2 separate regions of the Homo sapiens genome follow, and region 2 is linked to region 1. Evidence: chromatin loops called from intact Hi-C (ENCODE). Cell type or tissue: breast epithelium. All regions are shown on one strand. Each heading gives the region's core, and the rest is flanking DNA. Links, peaks and the distances in the headings are about the cores only.

Evidence for each region. Peaks named below come from ENCODE experiments on the same cell type or tissue, not always from the same donor. Only the 100,000 strongest peaks of a DNase experiment are listed, where the experiment ranks them.
Region 2: it touches region 1 in a loop (24-fold over the local background); 2 of 110 quality-filtered maps call a loop at or near these places.

What each region holds. Positions count from the first base shown.
Region 1 is chr11:64,469,608-64,472,426 of GRCh38, forward strand. No RefSeq gene overlaps it. Among named protein-coding and RNA genes, the nearest start is that of LINC02724, 22 kb to the left of the region's middle. In breast epithelium, for the core only: no CTCF peak of the experiment used is centred there; no DNase peak of the experiment used is centred there.
Region 2 is chr11:64,415,634-64,418,452 of GRCh38, forward strand. LOC105369341 (a long non-coding RNA gene) reads right to left here. Exons shown (of 4, transcript XR_001748069.2): 2 at 2,670-2,732. It overlaps LOC124902689 (a long non-coding RNA gene), which reads left to right and starts at 2,503. Exons shown (of 2, transcript XR_007062720.1): 1 at 2,503-2,819. RefSeq lists enhancers at 63-563, 564-1,064. In breast epithelium, for the core only: no CTCF peak of the experiment used is centred there; no DNase peak of the experiment used is centred there.

The DNA.
Region 1 (2,819 bases), core at 178-2,677:
GTACCTCAGAATGTGACCTTATTTGGGGTTAGGGTCTTTGCGGTAGTCAATTGAAGATGAGATCATTAGGGTAGGACTTCATACAATCTTACTGTGTCTTTACAAAGGGACTTTTGGACCCAGAGACAGATACAAAGGGAAAATGTCATGTGAAGATGAAGGCAGAGATTGGGGTAATGCATAAGAAATGTCAAAGACTGCCAGCAAACCCCCGGAAGCTAGGAGAAAGGAATGGGACAGATTCTCCCTTGCATCCTTCAGAAGGAACCAACCCTGGCCTCCAGAACTGTGAGATGATAAATGTCTGTTATTTTAATCATTCAATCTGTGGCAGTTGTTATGGCAACCCCAGGAAACAAATGCAGCATCCATCACTCCTCTAACACTCAGGAAGTCTTTCCCTCAGGCCTGTCTCTCACCCTGAAGTCTCCTCCCAATCCTCTCCATCCCATGTCTGAATTTTTCTATTCAGCGATGACAACAAGTCAAGTTGACATCAAGGTGGTGGATGAGTGTGGGCTCAAAGCTGCTGGGGTCCTACATATGCCCCCCAGGCTGGTGCACATTCCTGCTGGCCAGGTCTAGACTTCACTTTGACCCTTTTGTAATCCCTAGGTTGGTGCAGGTATGGAGAAGGGTCAGCTAAAGACTGATGGTCAAGAGTAAAGAGGCTGGGTCCAGGATACTGAGTCCTCTTTCTTTTGTCTTATTTTAAATGTTGGATTTCAGAACCATGTTGCTCCAGCTTCAGGAATGTGTGACTGAAGGTACAGGATCTCATTCAGATTAAGGAAAATATTATAAATTTTCTTGTTATTCACATTTTAAAAATTCCTCTAGGTCACAAATTCATGTAGGCAATAGGAAAATTATATTTATTTTTGAGAAAATACAGAGGCTTTGTTAATAAGTTAGTTAAAGCACAACTGAGTTGAAGAATAAACCCTGTTTTCCCTGAACTAATAGGACTAGTAAGAAATGAAGAGAAGTCTTCAATCCTGAAATGCCCTATAGCATCACTGTTAAACTTAGTTCAATAGATTTGCTGGGAGAGAGAGGTGGGAGTAGACGTGTTGCTTCCCGCCACCCACAAATAAGTTATTGTTATTTATATTTTTATGATTTTGTTAAAATACATGCTTATTGTAAAAATATCAAGCATTATGGAAAAGTATTAAGAAGAAAGTAAAAATCATGTGAAATCCTCCCACCTTGGTATTGCCACCATTGATGTTTTAGAGCACATCCTTTCATGCCTTTTTCTATGCATCTCTTTACCCCCAGTACATTATTTTGCATACATTGGATTTTGGTAAATACTTTTCAAAATTGTGAATCATTATTTCATTTTCCTTTTTCTTTCTTTCTTTTTTTTTTTTTTGCTACATCCACCTCCTGCTACCCCAGGTACACAGTGGTAACATCTTTTCTCCAGGCTCATTTAATCATCCACAAAGTCCCATACATATACTGTAGAGTTTTCAACAAAATCAATGCTTGTCTTTTTGACAATGGAATCAAATCATAACACTTTTCTGTATCTTGATTTCCTCACTTCATACATTACAGCAATTCCCCAGGCCATCTTGTATAACTCACTTGCTCTTTCGTGGTTGCATAGAAGTTCATGGTGTAAGCATACTGCCCTTTGCTCACCCTGAGTGAGGGTCTTTCACTGTGGCCCAGGCATACTCACTGTCACACTCACGTCCCCATACCCCTATGTACTGCTGCTTTTGTGTCCATGGAACAGATTCCCAAGGATGCTATTGCCCAAAGGGATATGCACATTAAAGTTTTAATATATACAGATGAATTGATTTGCAAAAAGATTATTGTCAATTCACGTCCCCACCAGAAGTTTGTGAGAGGATTCTTTGCCCCACATCTTCCCCAATTCTATAAGCAATCTGTCTTTTTTATTTGTGCTTAAACGATCTCTACGGTGTTACACACAAAAGTCATTCATTTAACCATAAGACTTTTATTTTCTGGACCCTGAGGTGCCATTTATCTTTTTTATTTCTTTTAAAATAGTGGCTATTATTATTTTTTTTAAAAAAACAAGTAATGCTTGTTCAATGCAGATAAATTGAAGAACACAGAAAAACTCAAGAAAAGTCTAACCCAAATGCATAATCACCTGTCCACTATTAGCATTTTGATATGTTTTCTGCTAGTTTTTCTTTATGTATATTTTCAGACAGATACAGATTTACAAAAATATGTGTTTTTTTATATATGATTCTGTTGTCAGCTGTTTTTTTCTCTTACCAATACATTATGAACATTTTTTCCATGCTGATACATGTTTTTCTATGGCATAATTTTTAATAGATGAAAATTATTCTATCACATAATTCTTCCTTAACCAATTCCCTGCTGGACATTTCTCTTTTTTCTTTTTTTTTTTTTTTGCTACCATAAACAATACTGGGATGAACATCTTTTTCCATTATGTTAGTTCACTTGTCTGCTGGTCTTCTATAGGTAGAGTTGTTAAGTCCAAGGTGATGACTTTTTCAGGGTTTTCTTTCTTTCTTTTCTTTTCTTTTCTTTTTTTTTTTGAGACGGACTTTCGCTCTTGTTGCCCAGGCTGGAGTGCAATGGCACGATCTTGGCTCACCACAACCTCTGCCTCCCAGGTTCAAGCAATTCTCCTGCCTCAGCCCCCTGAGTAGCTGGGATTACAGGCAGGCACCACCATGCGTGGCTAATTTTGTATTTTTGGTAGAGACAGTGTTTCTCCATGTTGAGGCTGGTCTTAAACTCCTAACCTCAGGTGATCTGCCTGCCTCGGCCTCCCAAAGTGCTGGAAT
Region 2 (2,819 bases), core at 216-2,715, 54 kb before region 1:
ACAGCTGTGTCTTACGCACACATAATCTGCAGGGCACAGCTATGTAACCGTAAGGACAATTGTTTACATTTGTAAACGGAACCCTTTAACGCCGTGGAAAAGCCACTGTGCGCCTAATTCATTCTAGAAGGCCTGTGTGCTACATCTGCCTAACTCAGGGTTTCTAACCTGGGCTCCCCGAGGGCCTCAGGCATATTTTCAACACCTTCAATTCCCTTACAAGAATAGTTTTGGGAGTTTCATGTCACTGATAACTTAAATGCTTGATGCTGGTCCACCCGGATGACTACATATGAGTGCACATTGCCCCGTGGGTTCGTGATCACACGTGTCAGTGCACACTGCCATGTGGGTTGGTGGTCAGAGGTGTGAGTGCACACTGCCATGTGGGTTCATGGTCACAGTTGTGAGTGCACACTGCCATGTGGTTTCATGATCACAGGTGTGAGTGCACACTGCCATGTGGTTTCATGATCACAGGTGTGAGTGCACACTGCCATGTGGGTTTGTGGTCACACAGGTGTGAGTGCACACTGCCATGTGGGTTTGTGGTCACACAGGTGTGAGTGCACACTGCCATGAGGGTTCGTGGCCACAGGTGTGAGTGCACACTGCCATGTGGGTTTGTGGCCACAGGTGTGAGTGCACACTGCCATGTGGGTTCATGATCACAGGTGTGAGTGCACACTGCCATGTGGGTTCCTGGTCACACATGTGTGAGTGCACACTGCCACGTGGGTTCGTGGTCACAGGTGTTTGTGTTTGTCTCAGCAGAACAGAGGCAGGCTACCACGGACAGATGCATTCTGGCCATGGTTCCAATGGAGAACCCCGGTGGAACAACCCACCAAACCCACTGTGCCACTGCTGAGTAATGGGGGACTTAGTTTCAGCAAAATGACATCATCACTTATGTTAATTTAGTGCTGTTTGAATTTTACTGGTCGTTTGTTTTGTGTTTAATTTGTATTGGCTTACAGTTCTGTAAGAACAACAATCATAGCTTTTGTGTTTATCTGTGTTTAAGTAAATTATAAAGAATGAGGCTGGGCGCGGTGGCTCACGCCTATAATCCCAGCACTTTGGGAGGCCAAGGTGGGTGGATCACTTAAGGCCAGGAGTTCTAGACCAGCCTGGCCAACATGGTGAAACCCTATCTCTACTAAAAATACAAAAAAATTAGCTGGGCATGGTAGTGCACATCCGTAATCCTAGCTACTCGGGAGGCCGAGGTAGGATGATTGCTTGAACCCGGGAGGTGGAGATTGCAGTGAGTGCCACTGCACTCCAGCCTGCGTGACAGAGCAAGACTCCATCTCACAAAAAGAAAAAAAAAGAATGATTTACTCAACAATTGGTTCTGAGAAATTGGATATCTACATGCAAAATAATGAAGTTGAACCCTTACCTTATACCATAGACAAAAATTAACTTAAAATGGACCAAAGACCTAAACATAGAGCTAAAACTATAAAACTCTTAGAAGAAAACATAGGGGAAAAGCTGCATGACATTGGATTTTGCAATGACGTCTTGGTTTTGATACCAAAAGCACAGGCAACAAAAGAAAAAAAATAGATAAATGGAACTTTGTTAATATTAAATATTTTGTGCATCAACAGACACTTTTTTTTTTTTGAGACAGGGTCCTGCTCTGTTACCCAGGCTGGAGTGCAGTGGTGTGATCTTGGCTCACTGCAACCTCCAGCTCCCAGGTTAAAGTGATTCTCTTGCCTCAGCCTCCTGAGTAGCACCACCACACCCGAGTAACTTTTGTATTTTTAGTAGAGACGGGATTTTGCCATGTTGGCCAGGCTGGTCTTGAACTCCTGACCTCAGGTGATCCACCCGCCTCAGCCTCCCAAAGTGCTAGGATTACAGGTGTGAGCCAATGCGCCCAGCCTGATAGGGAGTTAATATCCAAAATGTATAAGGAACTCCTACAACTCAACAATGAAAAACAAATGAATTAAAGAATGGGCAAAGGACTTGAATAGACATTTCTCCAAAGAAAAACATGAAAGCACATGAAAAGATGCCCAGCATCGCTAATCATTAGGACACAAATGAAAACCACAGCCAGATACCACTTCACACCCAGTCAGATGCCTATAATAAAAAAAAAAAACAGCACATGTTGGCGTGGATGTGGAGACTTTGGTAACTGTGTGCCCTTCAGGGGAAAGTGTAAAATGATGAATTTGCTTTGGAAAATGGTATAGTGGTTCCTCAAATAATTAAACATAGAACTACCATATAATCCAGTAATTCCATTTCTGAGTATATACCTAAAACAATGGAAAGCAAGACGTTGAAGAGATTTGTACACCCATGTTCCTAGCAGCATTCTTCACAATAGGCAAGAGGTGGAAACAGTGCAGTTGTCCATTGACAGATGTATTAGTCAGTTTTCATGCTGCTGATAAACACATGCCTTAGATTGGTTAACTTTTTTTTTTTTTTTTTTTTTTTTTGAGATGGAATTTTGCTCTTGTTGCCCAGGCTGGAGTACAACAGCTCAATCTCGGCTCACTGCAACCTCTGCCTCCCGGGTTCAAGCAATTCTCCTGCCTCAGCCTCCTGAGTAGCTGGGATTACAGGTGCCCGCCACCACGCCCAGCTAATTAAGACTGGTTAACTTATAAAGGAAAGAAGTTTAATTGACTCACAGTTCCACATGGCTGGGGAGGCCTCACAATCATGGTGGAAGGCAAGGAGGAGCAAAGTCATGTCTTATGTGGCGGCAAGGAAGAGAGAGAAATGAGAACAAAGCAAAAGGGGTTTCCCCTTATAAAACCATCAGATCTCATGAGACTTAT